2 separate regions of the Homo sapiens genome follow, and region 2 is linked to region 1. The links are chromatin loops, found by intact Hi-C in ENCODE. Cell type or tissue: breast epithelium. All regions are shown on one strand. Each heading gives the region's core, and the rest is flanking DNA. Links, peaks and the distances in the headings are about the cores only.

Region 1 (9,528 bases), core at 910-8,909:
GTGTACACAGCAATTTCATACCCCACCTCTATGGTCAGTGCTTGGCCAAGACAGTGTGATATCACAGTAAATGAAAGGAGAGGGAACCCGGAGGCATGAGGTTCTGTCTACTGATGACCATCACATGGGGAGGGGGGCGTATTTAAAACCTGAAATAAAATGAGCCCACTCTAAAGAGGTACTCATTCAGTGGAGCGTGGGCTGATGCAGATTTCTATTCAATTGCAATGTCGCAATTGAAGGTGAAGACTGAGCTGCAGACTGGAAGAAGTACATCAAGTTGGTGTCAAACACCCCAGGCCACACCCTGGCTCTGTCAGTGACTCTCCTAGGAGCTTGGGACAGTCCCCAAACCCAGTGAAGCCCTACAAACTGCATCGTGGAAACTGGGAACTCTAATGCCCATTTCACCACATGACTCAAGATGAAATAAGGGTAAGTGAAGTAGTTGGCACTCAACCTTTTTAAATTAAAAGTTATTTGGAATTAAAGCTAATAAGACTGACTGATGCATTGAACGTGGGGAGGGAGGGAAAGAGGCAAAGGCTACCCAGGGGCCCTGGGCTTGGGTGAAGGGCTGAGAAGCACTGGAACTATTCAATGAACCTGGGGACACAGGAGGGGCAGATTGAGGTGTCCCGTGATTGCACAGGGCAAGAGGAGGGTGTTTCCTTCAAACTTCACTGCCCAAACCCGAGGTCAGGTCATTTTGCTGGAGCAGCTCCTATTTCTTCTTGCAGCATTTTTTCTGTCTCTGAGATTTTTCTCTTCAATTCTGTGCACTGCACCCTTACTATGGAACATTCTGGAGGTCATTTCATCTTCAGGACTCCCCATCTTCTTCCCTGAGACTGCATCACAGCCAGCTCCTCCCTTCTGCCCCTCCCCTGTACCTCTCTCTGTCCCTCCCCTGTACCTCTCTCTGTCCCTCCCCTGTACTTCTCTCCCTCCCGCAGTGCTGACCTAGGAGGCTCTGGAATCTCCATGGAGGATCTCCATGTCAGAACCAGAGGGTGTGGCCTTGATACGCAGACGCAGAGGCTACAAACTCTCCCAGAAGAGGCTGCAGTATAAGGAAAGGCACAGTGTTGGGAAAGTATGAAAAAGTCTCAGAGACTGATTGATTAAACCCCGGGTTAATTTATTTACGCTACTCAAACAGGCAAAAAGCCTGTCACAGGGTCTAGAATGTCAAGCTGGCTGGTCAACAAGCTGTGTCTTGAGTCTTTCAGAAATGAAGGCGTTATCAGGCTGGGTGCAGTGGCTCATGCCTATAATCCCAGCACTTTGGGAGGCTGAGGTGGGTGGATTACTTGAGGCCAGGAGTTCAAGACCAGTCTGGCCAACATGGCAAAACCCCATCTCTACTAAAAATACAAAAATTAGCTTGGCGTGGTGGCGCATGCCTATGGTCCCAGCTACTAGGGAGGCTGAGGCACGAGAATCACTGGAACCCAGGGGGTAGAGGCGGTAGTGAGCCAAGACTGCACTCCAGCCTGGGTGGCAGAGTGAGACTCTATCTCAAAAAAAAAAGATTTATCTTTTTTTATCTGTTGTTATCAAGTTACTCAGGGAGGACAGGACACCTGGTACTGTTGTCCATTTAGACTATGGACCTGACTCTGAGTGATTCGGGCCTTCTCCTGAATCCTGACCTCTGAGCTGATTCTGCCACAAACCTGCAGGGTAAAATGAAATAACAAAACATCAGCAACACACACACACACATGCACATGCACACGCACAACAAAATGAAAAACTTGTCTAAGATTTAAGATAAAAAAAAATATTGTTTAGCCAGGCATGGTGTTGCTCCCTGGGCAACAGAGTGAGACTCCGTCTCAAAAAAAAAAAAAAAATTGTCACTCATCAATGTGTGATGACTAAGTAACATTCACACTTAATTTCTGGGCTTGGGTGAAGGGCCAAGAAGCACTGGACCTATTCAATGAACCTTAATTTCTTATTGTGAGTAGGCACCATCTCAGCCTTATGAACAGGCTGCAATTTATCTGATGGAGAGATTATTTCTTAGAAGCATGACTAACTGGTGATTTTGGTATGATCCATGTTTTTTGGGAAAACCAGGGTCAAGAAAATAGTTGAATGGTCACACGCAGTGGTCCTAGGGTACTGCCTACACCTGCTATTCCAGGAATTTCATTTGCTCATTGTGAAGTCTCTCTAATTCTTTTTCCTTTTTTTTTTTTTAAACAACTGGTAATGAATTTATTTAAGATAGTTGACTTAAGCAACTGCAATGGTGACTTCCACCTCAACTCCTGGCTCATTACTGATGGAAGTCATCTGCCTAACAATCTCAGAAGGACTGTGCAAGTCAATGAGTCGCTTGTGGATTCCCATCTGGAAACCATCCCATGTCGTAGAACCTTCACCACAAGGAGTTTTTCTTGTAGTGATTCTCAAAGTCTTGCTAGGCATTCCAACTGGTCCTTTCACTTTGAGATTCTTTTCCTGTGCTCCTCTGACCAAGTCAGCACACACCTTTTCGAGGGATTTTACATTGCGGCTTGTTAGAGTGATTCAAATTGGGTGAATTGCCACCTCCAGCTCCACAGGTGTTTTTCCACCTTAAAAGCCATGGCTGCTGCGCGGCTTCCTGGCCAACTTGTTCCTCAGCGAGAGCAAACAGCGGTGAGTCAGGAACAGGAGTGTGTGGATCAGCGACTATTTCAAGAGGGTTGTCTCAGCAGTGGTGGAGAACAATGTAGGCTCAGTGTCACCTACACCTGCTGTCTCCCTGCCTTCCTCCTGGGACCGGTGCTGTGAGCTGTCACTGGGGCAGAGCCTGGAAGCTGCTGTTGTTGCAGGGGGTCCCGGGGTCGGCTGCTCTTAGCCTATGCCTACAGTGCCTGGGTTGAGGCTGCCAGTGCCTGGGCCTGAGACCTCCTGTAAGACAATGTCCTCCATCCCTGCAGATGTCACAGACACCAGAGCAGGGCTCTGTGCCTCTGGGCCATGCGGCCACCCCTTAACAGGACAATGCCCTGTTGGGGGCTCTGGGGATTTCATGATCAATAAACGCAGTCCCTCCCTTAAGGGCCTAGCAGGATCAATTGGCATAATCTGTGCTTTCACACAAACAGAGGGAGCACCCACCCCAGTTTTGTGGGTTCAAGGATCCCCAGGAGAGAGCCTGAGCTGCAAACATTGGGCTCAAGTTGTCCAGGTGAAAGATAGAAAGAGGAGCGCCCCGCTGCAGAGACGCAGGTGAGGCCGGTCCCTGTCCTGCACTCACCTCTCCTCACGAGGCAGGCCAAGTCCCAGCGGCAGGGCTCTGGCTGAGCTGAGGGGCGGACTGTGCTCAAAACAGCAGTTTCCCTCTGGGCCCTGGACTAAGGGGTACCCCCTGGCTCCCCGGCCTTCCCTGAGGGCCCTCAGTCCGCTGTGCAAACAGCCCCATAGTGCTCTCTGCAGGAGCTCCTGGAATACCAGGTCCACTGCCTTGGGGGTTCCCCGGCTGAGTCCAGCCCTCTGCAGGTCCCCAGTGCCCCTCCCTCCAGAGCGCACTTGTTAATATACACAGCACACAGGTAGGAAAGTCCTGTGTAAGGAGTTCTGGCTCGATATTTTTCTTAATGTAGACTTTGCATCTTTATTAAAACATCTTTTATCAACATCTTCCAATTTCACCATTTTCCCCCAGGCTTGCTTTTATGAGAGTAAAATCAGAGACACTCATACCCCGTGGCCTTCCTTGCACACTTGATCTTCTCTGGCAGTGACTGGCATCATCATTGACCCTCTACACATGCCAGGAAATGGGACTGTCCTGGCATCCAGTTTCCACCTCCAAGGATCCTCACGGGCAACACTATTGTGATTTTGGTCCTGATAATTGGTGGGGATGGTCTGTGCATTGCAGGTGTGTTGAACGGCTCCCCTGGCCTCTACCTACCAAGTGCCAGCAGCACTTCTCTCTGGTTGTGACAACCAAAAATTTCTCCAGAATCTGGAGGGTTCAGTCACCCCCAATTGAGATGCACTGCATGATCTTTATCTTCTAGATCTGTTCACTTTTCTTTAATGCCACCTTCACCACTCCATCAGGTGCCCTCGCTGGCAGCTCCATTTCCAGTCTCATCCCCTCTATATCTTATTTGCTATCCCTTCTGTAGCCATGTTCATTTTTCTTTTTTTTTCTGAGATGGAGTCTTGCTCTGTCACCCAGGCTGGAGTGCAGTGGCATGATCTCTGCTCACTGCAACCTCCGCCTCCTGGTTTCAAACCATTCTCCTGCCTCAGCCTCCAGAGTAGCTGGGACTACAGCATGTGCTACCACGCCCGGCTAATTTTTTGTATTTTTAGTAGAGATGGGGTTTCACCGTGTTAGCCAGGATGATCTGTTCATTTTTCTAACCTTGTCCGATCGTGTCACCTTTTGCTTAAAATGTTTCAGTAGGTTCTCATTGCCCCTAAGTCAAAGGACCATATCATTTGCACAGACCCAAAACCACACGTGGTGAGACACCACATCCCCCTGGCTTCGTCGTGCCCCCTGCCCTTCATGCTCATGGTCTTTGAGCATCAGGTGCTCTTGTTCTCAGGCTCTTCCTTCATGTGGAAGGCTCTCCTCTCTCCTGTTTATCATTTAATTTAGTTGACAGGATGGAGAATGTGACTTCATTCCCTAGCATCATCCTTATTCCTGCACTCTGCACCCAGGGCCTTTTTTTTTTTTTTTTCCTTTTTTTGAGACACGGTCTCACTCTGTCACTCAGGCTGGAGTGCAGTGGCATGATCTTGGCTCACTGCAACCTGAACCTCCTAGGTTCAAGCGATTCTTCTGCCTCAGCCTCCCAAGTAGCTGGGATTACAGGCACTGACCACCACACCCAGCAACTTTTTTTTTTTTTTTTGTATTTTTAGTAGAGATGGGGTTTTACCATGTTGGTCAGGCTAGTCTCAAACTCCCGACCTCAAGCAATCCACTGGCCTTGGCCTCCCAAAGTGCTGGAATGACAGGCGTGAGCCACCACACCAGGCCTGCACCCAGGGCTTTTCTACCCCAGCACCGTTCACATTATTGTGGGTGGAGGGGGAGGCAGAGAGAGAAGGCAGGATTCTCCAATGAAACATGCTTGCGAGCTGTTGAAGCACCATGCTGTGTGCAATGGCTCATGCCTGTAATCCCAGCTACTCAGGAGGCTGAGGTGGGATCATATGAGCCCAGGAATTCAAGACCAGTCTGGGCAACATAGTGAGTCCCTGTCTATAAAAGAAAAAAAGTTCATCCAGGGTCATTTCCAAACAAATGGCCTTTGTTTGCAAATCTTCACAGGTTAATTTGGTTTCAGTCCAGATACAAGTTTGGAAGAAGAGAAATGCTAATTTTGTCTGAATTGCTAAGAAGGAAGCAGTCTTCAAAGTCACAGACTGATGAAGTTATAAGTAACCAATGAGCAGAAGGTGGGCCCTTAAGGGGCAAGCAGGCTGCACCTGAACGAGACACCCGACAAGACACACCTGAGCAGGCTCTGGGCTCCATGGTTGGAGTGATGGGGCAGCTGATCCCCACCCAAGCCATGGCACCTGGTGTCCTAGGTCGATCCGGTGCATTCAAGGACTTAATTATAATTTTTAATATTTTTCTTAAAACATATTTATTGTTCCTTTATTGTATAACTACATATTTATGGCCCCAAATTTGAAAATAACACAAAATAGAAGCAAATTAAAATCACTTATAATTTTGCCTCACAGAGTATCTGTTGACAATTTGGTTCATTTCCTTTAAAAAAATATTAGGCGTATATGCTCCATATTGTTCCATAGTCTGTTTTTGCGCTTAAGCTTTCATTTCAGCATTTCCCATTGCCATTTCTGAGTCCTTGAAAACATGATTTTCATGAATGCACTGTCCCACCTTAAGGATGGAATTGAATGGTCTTGGGGCACTGAAATTGCGACAAAGATTTAGAGCTTTAGCATTCATAAGGAATTAAGCTCTTCTCCCTTGTCAGAATTGTTTAGGAATGTGTTTAAAGTTTTGCAAATTATTTTTGCTTTGTTTTGCTTAAATTTTAGCTATAATTTATAATTTAATTGCAAAGTTTATAAAACATCCTATACAATGAGGCCTTTTTTTTGTAATACTAGATGTTCTTATGCTCTGTTTAATAGTCACTTTTGAAAATATTCTTTAGTTGCTTGAAAAGAAGGTACATTTTTTTTTTGTTTTGAGGCTCTAAATTTGTTTTTAGGTTATGCCCTAGTTGGCCATATTATTATCCAAATTTTCTATGCTTCTTAAAGTTTTCTATACATTCCTTGACTTGCAAAGGAAAACTTTTGGTCTATTAAAAATTTCCTACCACAAAATTTTGTGTGTGTGTGAATTTCTTCTGAGATTTTAAACTGTACCTGCTTTAAATATGTCAATGCTGTATAATTTGGCACATAAAGATTCATGAATGTTGTAATTTCATCATGACTATATTTTTACTAACATGAAACGATCTTTTCTGTTTATTTTCTCTTGCACATTGTTTTGTCTGATGTCATGTTTTAAACTCCTGATTTATTTTACTTATGTATGTCTAATTTATCTTTGTTCATCTTTTAAAATAATCTATTTTGGGGCCAGACACAGTGTTCACGCCTGTAATCCCAGCACTTTGGGAGACCGAGGTGGGCAGATCACTTGAGGCCAGGAGTTTGAGACAAGCCTGGCCAACATGGTGAAACTACGTTTCTACTAAAAATACGAAAATTACCCGGGCATAGTGGCATGAGCCTGTAATTCCAGATACTCGGGAGGCTGAGGCATGAGAATCACTTGAACCAGGGAGGTGGAAGTTGCAGTGAGCCAAGATCATGCCACAGCACTCCAGCCTCGGTGACAGACAGAGCAAGACTGTTTCAAAAAAAAAGAAAAAAATCTATTTTTTCCTTTTGTTTTCAGTCAGTCTCAATGACACACACTTACATTTCCCTTTCAATCCAGACTTAGAGTCTCTGAAAAGGAGACTTTAACTGTTTTGTTTGCTGTCTCAAAAAATATGTTTGCTGTTACTTTTGCCATCTTATTTTTCTGCTCTGTATCTTTTTAATGGATGTTTGATTTTTCTGTTATTTTCTGTCTTTTGCTCTATAGACTACATTTTACTTTCTTTCTACAATTTGGAAGATATATATTCTATTTTTAATTGTACTAATATTATCTGTAAGTTATAAGATTCTTCACCATCTGTCCAAAACCTGACATCTCTTGACTGGCTTCATATCTGCTAAAATGATATCCCTAGACCGCATTTAGAATCACTCTGTAGTCACCTAACACTTTTGAGCTGGGCTATAGAAATGTCTAGCACATGCCCCACGATCCCCTCAGTGTTCACTCTGTTGCTGACAGAATTCTCAGATCTTTAGCAGGAGAGAGGACCATTAGCCACATTTCTGGTGTTTATCAGTGTGGAGTCTCCTCTTGCCCCTTCTGCCTGGAAAAGAAAAGTATTTTAATGACCAAGGACCTCTGGTTGCTTCGCTTGGGGGGTGCACTCTTTAAGAAATACAGATTAGCAGGACTGTTGTGGTTGGGGTTAAAGAAGTGGCCCTCTTTGCCTAGGGATGCAACTCTATCTTGCTTGGAGTTTGGTACTCAGCTTCTCCTGGGCACTTGTGAGGTGCCTCTGCGATGGGCTTGGCTCCGTCTTTTCTGACCTCGGTGCTCTGCCTCAAAGCCGCATTGTGCATCAGCTAATGAGAGTTTCTCAATCTGTCCTCATCTGCACTGCTATTGGCAGAAATCCTTCCTAGACTGTGGCCAAGCATTAATTGGTATTCTTAGCTTCTGGTGCAGTTGCAATTTTGCAATTTTGCATGTGCCTTCAATGGGGTTTTAATGGGAGGATGGGAGCGGATGAATCAGGCAATCAGGCACCTGCTATGAGCCACCATATTAATCTGGGAGTCTGCAAGTTTGGCTCTGAATGACAGAAAGAGAACCATGGTGCTTTCAGTGTTATATAAAGCTCATGGCTCTCATTTCAGCTGATTCCATAGTCCAGGGTTTCCTAAATAATGTGTTGAAAAGAAAGAGATAATAAAACATGCCACATTTTTTTAAAAGCAGGGGAGAAAGAGGGATTCCGTGGTCAACCAAACTGGAGAAATCGTACACTCTACGCCTCTCACACATTCAAATTAAAACCTGGTGTGTTCAAAACCGGAAGTGTCCTGCAGCAAAAAAATAAGAAAAAAGAAAAAGAAAAAGAAAACTGGTGTAACACTGTTCAGACCATCACATCTCAGTACTTGACTTTGAAACCTTTTTGGTAAGGTCCCTGGGAAGGTCTAACAGAATTGGTGTCTTCCCAAAGTACAGTGGGGGGATCAATGGTCAGTGTGGGCATAAGAGAGTCTGGGAGAGAGGGCAACTCTGCTTCTCCAGCCCCTGCCCAGGTTTCACCAAATCCTGGAGGTGCCAGACAGACTAACTAAGGACACATGGCTTGACCATTCTTTGATATTATTCACTTTACTTAGATCTTCAGAAAACAAAATGCCTGGACCATATTTTTTTAACTTTCCATGGAGCCAATGCTACTGATTTATAATTAACAATGTATTTTTAAGCTTCATAGAGAATGAATTCGGTAAGCTTTTATTTACATGGCATCCCTATGTCTTATATAAAACAGCAAGTGAAGGTGATATTAGTGCTACTCCATATCCAAGAATAATCATTAGAGATGTATTTCATCAGAAGTGTAGTTTTATTATGAATGCAGGTTAATGTGTCTGATTTTACTTTCTGGGTATCATCTGTGTTTTGCTTTTAGCCTTGGTTACCAGGAAACTCAGAAACAAATATGGTATCCTGTTTCCAAGACACTTTCTCAGTGCTACCTGGAAATGTGAGCTTTCTTTGTTCATTTTGCATAATCTCTGAATTTTTAAGTCTTTAATCCTCCTATGCTTCTTTATTTCTTATATCACTGAAAATTCCTTTAGAATTAAATAGGAGTTAGAGATTCTTGATCTTAATGTATTGAACAGGCAGTTAAAGAGCAATTAGTGATAAACAACTTGATTCATAAAAAGGAAGTCAAGAAAATTTTAGCATTTCCCAGTATAAACACTGAAAATATGTCCCTAGCATCTGACGCATGAAACAACATCACGAACAGTAATGTTGACAGAGAAAAAGAATCCACTAAATCTAATGTTTCAGTGTCAGTAAAATCTTGAATTATCCTGAATTAACACACTGAGACCCAAGATTATCCTGATATTGATTTACTTTTATTTTCATAACTGCAGCCAGTTGTATTATTACTTTTTTCTTTTTCAGAAAATTTCAAACATACCCCAAAATTAAAAACTATAATACATCAATGTGCCCATTACCCGTTTCAGCTTCAATGATTATCACCATTTAAAAAATCTTGTCTCACATTGCCCTAGTCTACATTTTAAAAAATTTTAAAGCAAATCTCAAGAATCATTTTTTATATGTGTATATAGGGCTCTAACAGGTAAGGACTTTTCTTTTTAGCATAACAA
Region 2 (9,528 bases), core at 993-8,992, 57 kb before region 1:
GCCAGTTTTCCCAGCACCATTTATTAAATAGGGAATCCTTTCCCCGTTGCTTGTTTTGTCAGGTTTGTCAAATATCAGATGGTTGTAGAAGCGTAGTGATATTTCTGAGGTCTCTGTTCTGTTCCGTTGGTCTATATATCTGTTTTGGCACCAGCACCATGCTCCATTTTTTAAATCCAAAAGAATTATGACTTATTTTTTTTCTGAGTGATTTCATTGCGTAATTCCGTTGCTTCCCTTCCAGACAGCAGATTCTTCCTCTGATATTTTCTCTGGCATTTGCATAACTTGGGCTTGTCTACATTTTAGCCTTTAATTGGCTGTGAACATATGATCGAAGGGTTTAGCTTAGTTTATTTTTTATACCTGGTATAGCAAGTGAAAACTAATACACCATCTTTCAAATTCTACCAACTGTTTCATCATTATTGCTAGTTTTCAGGCTGTGTGCAGTTTGAGTTTTTTATCTGGTTTGTTTTGGCTTCATAATCAGTTTAGTGGGCAGCCTAGGGAGGGTATCAGGGGCAACCTTCGCCTTGATCTTGTTGCGTAAGATGAATTACCTGATCTGGAAGGGTCTGTCCCCAGGTATGCATCCCACCTTCCTCACAGGGAAGCATTTGCATCTATCATAAGGGCCAGACTGGTTTGGAATAAGGGAAGCTACACACTTGATGTTAAATGACTGGCGTCTGTCCCCAGTGAGGCCAATGACCAATGGTGGCCAACAAAATCCCTTAGCAGCATCTGGGGAACTGTAGGGGTGCGACCAGCATGCGGTGCCTCCTGCATAAAACAGCAGCTCAGATGAAGGGGTAGCTCCCTGTGGATGACATGGCCCCTCTCGCCCCCTTTCTCCTCTGGCACAGCTGCTTATACTGGGGTCATCATTCCAAGAGGCCCAACAACCTATGCACAGGAGAAGAAGAGGAGCAGGCCAAAAACAGTGTGTCTCTCTGGTTGGAATTTGAAATGGAAGAATGGAAATTATAAGGCAATTAAGAGAAGGAAGAGAGGGAGATAGTTCTAGTTGGGAATCTTGGCTGCAACTCTAACTTACACAAACACTGTATTAGGAGGGTGTGTATGGAGCCCACATCATGGAGCGTTTGGCTATGCCACACTAGGTCCTGAGGGCTTCATGTCTTTCCCCTTATTTAATTCTCCAACAAATCTCAGAGACAGGTTTGATTAGTGTCGCCCTTTCACAGATGAGGATACCAAGGCACTGTTAAATTTAGTGACTTGACTGGGTGCAGTGGCTCATGCCTGTAATCCCAGCACTCTGGGAGGCTGAGGTGGGAGGATCACCTGAGGTCAGGAGTTTGAGACCAGCCTGGCCAACATGGCAAAACCCCGTCTGTACTAAAAATACAAAAATTAGCCAGGCATGGTGGCATGTGCCTGTAATCCCAGTTACTTGGGTAGCTGTGGCAGGAGAATCGCTTGAACCTGGGAGGTGGAGGTTGCAGTGAGCCGAGATCGCGCCACTGCACTCCAGTCTGGGCGACAGAGTGAGACTCCATCTTAAATAAATAAATAAATCTGGTGACTTGAGCAAGGCCACACACAGCTCATAAGCAGTGGAGTCAAGATTGGGATGCAGGCTGTCTGACTCCAGAACTCAGGTTCTTTTCCTCCTGTCAGCAATCTCCACGTATGTAAGATTATCATTCTCCCAGAATCTTCAGGAAGCCTGCCTTCCATGGGTCTGGGAACTCCTCTAAAGTAGGAGGAGTGACCAGGGGCTGGCAGCCAGGAGCCCTGAAGGTCCGGGAAAGTGACCTCCCTTCAAGAGAACCTGCCATGAGGGCTGTAGTCGGATGGCGACCCCTGGCAGCAGCATCCTTGCACCTGCTGAGACCACGCAGCTCTGGCTGTAGCCACGGTCCCAGCACAGCAGGCGTATGACAGTCGGCCACTCCTGCCCAGGCCAAGGGCCCTTGAAGAGCCAACTTTTGCTCTGGGGCTGCCATGGCCTGCCCGGCATGTGTTGTCAGAGCTGTGCTGTGGTCCCAGGCTCTTCCTACTCATTCCTCCTTCCTTCCTTTTTTTCCACTAATGCCAGCCCTGCTTAGAGGCCAGAAGGCTCTCCCTGCCTTCTCCTGCCCCACTCTTTTCATCCTCCCCAGGCAGTTGGCCCAATCAATCTTTAGCACATTGTTTTGGGTTGAATTGTGTCCCCCCAAATGATGTTGAAGGGTGGTGGTTAATTTCATACTTAACTAGGCCACCGGATGCCCAGACATTTGATCAAACATCATTATGGGTGTTCCTGTATGAGATTCATGTTTGACTCAGGAGACCCAGGAAAGCAGATGGCCCTCCCCAGTGTGGGTGAGCCTCTTCCAGTCAGTTGAAGACCTGAATAGAACCAAAATGCCAACCCTCCTTCAAGTAAGTTGAAACACTTTTCTCGTGATTGCCTTGCGTTGGGACATTGGTTCTTTCCTTGCCTTCAGACCCAAACTGCAACATCAAGCTCCTCCTGGGTCTTGAGCCTTCTAGCATTCAAACTGGAGCTGCACCGTTGGCTCCTCTAGGTCTCCAAGTTTCTGACTGCAGATATGGGGACTTGTCAGCCGCCATAATCATGTGAGCCAATTCCTTATTTTATCTCTATCTGTCTATCTATTGATTGATCTTTCTACCTATATCCTATTGGTTTTGTTTCTCTAGAGAAAGCTGACTAATTCAAAGTCCTAACCCCCAGTATTGGTGAATGTGACCTTATTTAGAAATAGGGTATTATATGGTTTGACTGTGTCCCCACCCAAATCTCATCTTGAATTGCAGCCCCCATAAGTTCCACATGTTGCTGGAAGGACCTAGTGGGAGGTAATTGAATCATGGGGGCAGATCCCCCCATACTGTTCTCATGGTAGTGAATAAGTCTCACAAGATCTGATGGGTTTATAGGGGAAATCTCTTTCACTTGGCTCTCATTCTCTCTTGTCTGCTGCCATGTGCCTTTCACCTTCCACCGTGATTGTGAGGCCTCTCCAGCCACATGGAATTTTGAGTCCATTAAACCTCTTTTTCTTTATAAGTTGCCCAGTCTTGGGTATGTCTTTATCAGCAGCATGAAAACCGATATACTAAATTGGTACTACAGGACTAATACCGGGCATTTGCAGATGATCAGTTTAAGATGAGGTCAGACTGGGCACGGTGGCTCATGCCTGTAATCCCAGCACTTTGGATACCCTTAGAGCAGGAGTTCAAGACCAGCCTGGCCAACATGGTGAAACCCCATCTCTACTAAAAATACAAAAATTAGCCGGGCATAGTGGCAGGCACCTGTAATCCCAGCTACTCAAGAGGCTGAGACAGGAGAATCACTTGCCGGGAGAAACTCTGCCGGGAGGCAGAGGTTACAGTGAGCCGAGATCATGCCATTGTACTCCAGCCTGGGCAACAAGAGCGAAACTCTGTCTCAAAAAAAAAAAAAAAAAAGATGAGGTCATTAGAGTGAACCCTAGTCCAGTATGACTGGTGTCCTAATAAGAAGGAGGATGCTTGGACACTGATGCAGATGCGTGCAGAGGGAAGATGGTGTGAAGATACAGGGAGAGTCATCTCCAAGCCAAGGAACTCCTAAGGCTATGAGAAGCCAGGAGAGAGGCACAGAACAGGAGAGAGCCCTCAGAAAGAGCCAACACCTGATTTAAGACTTCTGGCCTCCAGAACGGTGAGACGTTGTTTAACATGGCTGTTGTTTAAATCAACCAGTCTGTAGCACTTTGTTGGGGCAGCCCTAGCAAACTAACATAGTTGTCTAATTTAGTCTTGGCTTCTGCTCTTTAGAAGACCTGAACTGACAGACAAGGGGAGTGTAATTCCCACAGACCAAAGAAGAAATCATGTCCTCTTGAGTTGTACAATGTTTTGTGCTGCTCCACCCTAGAGCTGCCTTGGTTCCAGGCAGTATATCTTTAAAATACCCACCACTCCCCTTCTTCTTAAGCACTTTGAGAGGCCAAGGTAGATGAATCTCCATTCTTGCCAGCAACCATTGGTTCTCAGGGTCTGCCTTAGTCAGGGCTCAGAACCATGTAAGGCACATGGCTGGAGATACTTTTTGGCTGAATGTCAGGGACCTGAGGCATGGATAGAGATAACCACAGAACATGGCATGCACAATTGGCTCCTGGAGGGAGGAAAGGCTTTCCTGGAGGTAGGATTCATGCCGCAAGTCATAAGAAGGAGGCTCTGAAGCTCTTGACTGGGGGTTACGCTGGACTAGACTGAGGACATTCCCAAGAGGTCTGCACAGTGAGACTAGGAAAGGGCCAGCCATTCTTCTGGGGAGGACTCCCTGGACTATCCCAATGGCCAGCTCCAAAGACATGAGGAGAGATCCCAAAATGGACATCTGAGCTGGTTTTCCTATGCCCACCTCTGCCGAGACCAGCTCGGTCAGGGAGACCCTAACCCAGCTGCGCTAGAGGAATTAAAGGCACACACACAGAAATATAGAGGCGTGAAGTGGGAAATCAGGGGTCTCACAGCCTTCAGAGCTGAGAGCCCTGAACAGAGATTTACCCACGTATTTATTAACAGCAAGCCAGTCATTAGCATTGTTTCTATAGATATTAAATTAACTAAAAATATCCCTTATGGGAAACAAAGGGATGGGCCTAATTACAGGAATAGGTTGAGCTAGTTAACTGCAGGAGGGGCATGTCCTTAAGGCACAGATCGCTCATGCTGTTGTTTGTGGCTTAAGAATGCCTTTAAGCAGTTTTCCACCCTGGGTGGGCCAGGTGTTCCTTGCCCTCATTCTGGTAAACCCACAACCTTCCAGCATGGGCGTCATGGCCGTCATGAACATGTCACAGTGCTGCAGAGATTTTGTTTATGGCCAGTTTTGGGGCCAGTTTATGGCCAGATTTTGGGGGGCCTGTTCCCAACACACCTCTAAATCTCATTCTTAGACTCCTGCCCCAGTCCTGCCTTAAGGGACGCTGAGGCATCACCAGCTCAGCCTGGACTCAGCCTCAACCGTAACCCAAGCTCTTTCATCCTTGCACACTGACTTGCCTCTATCAGGGTAAGCCATGTGGCAATGGTGGTTTCAGGGACCCAGTGTTTCCCTAGGGAATTCTGTTGTGTTTTTGCCTCTCACAGTTTAAGTCTGAGCATCTGGTGAGTCCGTTTCTTTTAAATTTTTGTTAAAACATAAGAAAGAAAGAAATATCAGCTAGTCTGAGTTAGCAGTTAAAGTGCCTCTAACCTCAGTGACTCCTAGCCAGCCAAGACCAATAGGTTGAAACTTCCTAAGTCTTTGTTGTTTTTCTGTTAATATATATTTTTTTCTAACTCTAAAATAAAACATTTCTAGTGTAGAATATTGGGAAATTAGAGAAAAATAAAGGAAGAAAGTAAGGATCTCACATAATCACATCAGGGATAATTACCATTAATATTTGCTATGGTAGCAATTTTCACAAGATAGCCACTTTTTCAAAAAAATGACTTGATGAAGAAATCGACATTTAAAAAAATATATACAGGCACTAATTTTAAAATAAAGTGACTCAAACTGCCCCCTGGGCAATTTATACCTGCAATGTGATTGAGGGTATGGTCCAGGAAAAGAGGTTGCACCTACGTACTGGGCCATAGAAGATGTTCTGAGAATACTGAGATTTCGCTCTGAGAATTTACGTAAAGTCTGCATTTTTGTAAAAGAGAAATCATGACATGAAAACACTTAGTAATTCTTACATGGTAATTATTGAGTACTATGCATTTCACAAGTATTGGTTTTAAAATTTTCATACAGTTCATGAGTTCAGACCTAGTTGTATGAGTTAGAAGCTGTTACTATCCCATGTGAGAAATAAGGAAACACCAGACCTTAATAACTTGCTCAGTCACTTAGCTTGATGGCAGCAAACTGATATTTAAACCCAAGTATTTCAGGTTCTCAAGTTCTTCTTCTTCTTCTTCTTTTTTTTTTGAGACAGAGTCTCTCTCTGCCATCCAGGCTGGAGTGCAGTGGCCCAATCTCAACTCACTGCAACCTCTGCCTCTGAGGTTCAAGCAATTCTGCTACTTCAGCCTCCCGAGTAGCTGGGATTACAGGTGCCCACCACCATGCCCAGCTAATTTTTGTATTTTTAGTAGAGATGGGGTTTCGCCATGTTGGCCAGGCTGGTCTCGAACTCCTGACCTCAGATGATCTGCCCACCTCGGCCTCCCACAGTGTTGGGATAACAGGCATGAGCCACCGTGCCTGGCCTCAGGCTCCCAAGTTCTTAATCACCATGGTATACTGCAAACATTGAGTGAGTACCACCAGGAGACCCCTGGTGAAATGCAGCAAAAAAAAATCTCACTAGAGAAATCAAGATGGCAGCTAGTCAAGTTGAACACATGGCTGAATTACCCATGTTTACTTCCAATGTTACCTTAGTTCTTGAATTCATCTTTATCAAATACTAGATGGATACTCGAGTCTGTTTGGGGGATTTCTGTTGTATTTTATTTACCTGTCCCTGGGCTGTTATTGCACCTACTTCAACAGAACACACCTCCACAGTGCAGCTCAGTGGCAGTGGGGACAGCAGGGGGACTTGGGTTTCAGAGTCAGCCTGTCCAGTCTTTCCCAATGACTTTTCTAGTTGAATTTTAAAATTATGTTCAAAGTTCCAAAAAGAATCAAAGGGATAGTTTCAGTGTAATCATATTAAACTGATAAGGCTAAGCTCAGTGGCTCATGCTTGTAATCCAACCACTTTCAGAGGCCAAAATGGGAGGATCACTTGAGCCTAGGAGTTTGTAACCAGCCTGGGCAATATAGTGAAACCCCCATATCTATAAAAAAAAGTTTTAAAAATTAGCCAGGTGTGGTGGTGCATGCATGTAGTCCCAGCTACTCAAAAGGCTGAGACAGAAGGATTGCTTGAACCTGGGAGTTCAGGAGTTCAAGGCTGTAGTGAGCTATTATCGCACCAGTGCATTTCAACCTGGGCGACAGAGTGAGACCCTGTCTCTAAAAAAATAATAAAGAAACATTCATTATAGCAATAGCTAAGTCTCCTTCTTATATCCCTTGGCAAAGTTTTATGTTCTTCTAATATGGCCTAAGAATTTTGTTTTAGTTATGCCTTAGTTAGTTTCAATTTTATTCCTCTTTATATTATGTTTTAGGTGGTAATTTTTGTCACATAGGAAAACTATATGTGTATGTGTATATATGCACACACACATAAATATGTACATATATACACATATACACTTATATTTAATTTTTATTCTACACAATCCTGCTGTACTCATTAGTTGTAATAGTTTTTGGTTGTCATTGCCTCACAACTGTGACTAATGATAATTTTGGCTTCTTTTTCGTAATTATATGTTACTTATTGAGTTGGCTAGGATTTTCAGAAGAGTGTTGAATAATAGCAAGGCTGTTAATATAGCAAAAAAAAAAAGAAAGTAAAAGAATAAAAGAGAAAATAATTAATTCATCCCTATATTTCCATGCATTAGGATTCTAAGGAAGTATTTTAAATGGTGATAAAAATAATACTTAATGCAGTCAGAACCAACATATACTTTTAACTAAAAAAAATTTGGCTCCAAAATTTTATAAGATGTTTTCATTTTCTTTTTGAAAAGGAGAAAAATAGAGATATATCAGGGTTCTGGGTGAACTTTCAGCATAGATTTGTTCAGAATGAGGTGCTGTTCTGACATGTCAAAGATCCAGAGCCGAATGTTTTGGTTCCTCTGAGAGAGAAAAGGAACAAAGGGAAGCAGGAATAGTCCCAAGATGTTCTCAGACACACATGGGACTTTCGCAGCAATAACTAGAAGAGACTCTGCTGGGAGAGGCCAAGGTCCCAGTTCAGCCAGTGAAGCCCAGGGGTAGTGACATGGAAGTATTGATATTATCGTACCCACCTCTGATTCTTGGGAAGATTCTATATCCTATAAATATAAGTGGTAAGAAGAGAGGAGAGTCTTATATTTGTTTGGTTGTACCTTTAATCACACCCAGTCATATAAGTTAGAAGCTGTTACTATCCCATGTGATAAATAAGGAAAAAATAAGGAAACACCAGACCTGAATAATTTGCTCAAACTCACTTAGTTTGTTAGTGGCAAAATGAGATTTGAACCCAAGCAGTTCAGGCTTCCAAGTGTGGAAGGTGTTGCCAAGTTATTGCAGGGTGGAGTGGAGACTGTAAAAATCTAGGAAGATTTTACCCACATATTGCTTTGTGTGTTTCTAAGTCCTTGTTGTGTATTAAAGCCCTCTTAACCAACCTTCCCTTAACCACCATTGCTGGATTGACCAATATTCTTCATGTCTTCTGCAAAATAGACTCAGTGTGGCCATATTTTATATATATATATATAGAGAGAGAGGAAGAGAGAGACAGAGAGAGGGAGTTTTGCTCTTGTCGGCCAGGCTGGAGTGCAATGGTCCGATCTCGGCTCACTGCAACCTCCACCTCCTGGGTTCAAGCTATTCTCCTGCCTCAGCCTCCTGAGTAGCTGGGATTACAGGTGCCCGCCACCATGCCCGGCTCATTTTTTTTTTTTTTTTTTGTATTTTTAGTAGAGATGGGGTTTTCACCGTGTTGGCCAGGCTGTTCTCAAACTCCTGACCTCAGGTGATCTGCCCGCCTCGGCCTCCCAAAGTGCTTGGATTACAGGCGTGAGCCACCACGCCCAGTCTCAGATTTTGAGGCTAGTGGGTTGCTCTCTGATAAATCCTCCTAAGACTCAGGCTGGTTCCCAGGTGACAGTGAGCAGGTCTATGCAAACCTACCTCCAAAGTCCAAGGAAGCTGAGAGGCCGAAGAAAGAGGCTGACAAATCCAGTTTCTTAGAAAGAAACATTTTATAGGGACTTATAAACAGAAGCCATGATGTCCTAGGAGGCCTCAAGATGAGATAGTGGATGGCTTCGCACCATTATCTCCCAGACCCACCGCTTATGTACCCAGGCAGAGGAATGTGTAGGACAACTGCTTAAGGGCAGGATTTACCATAAGTACGTGTTCTTATGTAAAAAACAGTAGATAACATAGAAATCTCCGAGGCCTTCCTGGAACTGGGGTTAATGAGAAGTACGTGGTGGATTAGCATCCAAGATGCAGTTGCTCTGGCCCCCACACCAAGCCCGTTTATGCCAGTTGTATTGGTTGTTATAGTGATGTAATTTAAATAAATACTAGCTGACTCTATGAAGCGTAAGTGCAAAAGGAAAGAGCTATCGTTTATATGAAAATGAAGATGAAGGCTCTGGAAAGACTAAGAATGAGTCTCTTAAAAATGTTTTTAAAAAGTTGTGGCCAAGACATTGGGGGGTGGGGTGGAGATTGTAAACATCTAGAAAGATTTGGGCCAGGTGCAGTGGCTCACGCCTGTAATCGCAGCACTTTGGGAGGCCAAGGTGGGTGGATTGCTTGAGCCCAGGAATTCAAACCCAGCCTGGGCAACATGGCAAAATCCCGACTCTATAAAAAGTACAAAAACTAGCCGGGCACGTTGGTGTGCACCTGTAGTC

Evidence for each region. Peaks named below come from ENCODE experiments on the same cell type or tissue, not always from the same donor. Only the 100,000 strongest peaks of a DNase experiment are listed, where the experiment ranks them.
Region 2: it touches region 1 in a loop (17-fold over the local background); 4 of 110 quality-filtered maps call a loop at or near these places.

Annotation. Positions count from the first base shown.
Region 1 is chr2:234,322,558-234,332,085 of GRCh38, reverse strand. It overlaps the pseudogene RPS20P12. Among named protein-coding and RNA genes, the nearest start is that of LINC01891, 130 kb to the left of the region's middle. In breast epithelium, for the core only: no CTCF peak of the experiment used is centred there; DNase peaks (open chromatin) are centred at 5,142 and 7,805; H3K27ac peaks cover 410 bases.
Region 2 is chr2:234,379,511-234,389,038 of GRCh38, reverse strand. No RefSeq gene overlaps it. Among named protein-coding and RNA genes, the nearest start is that of LINC01891, 70 kb to the left of the region's middle. In breast epithelium, for the core only: no CTCF peak of the experiment used is centred there; no DNase peak of the experiment used is centred there.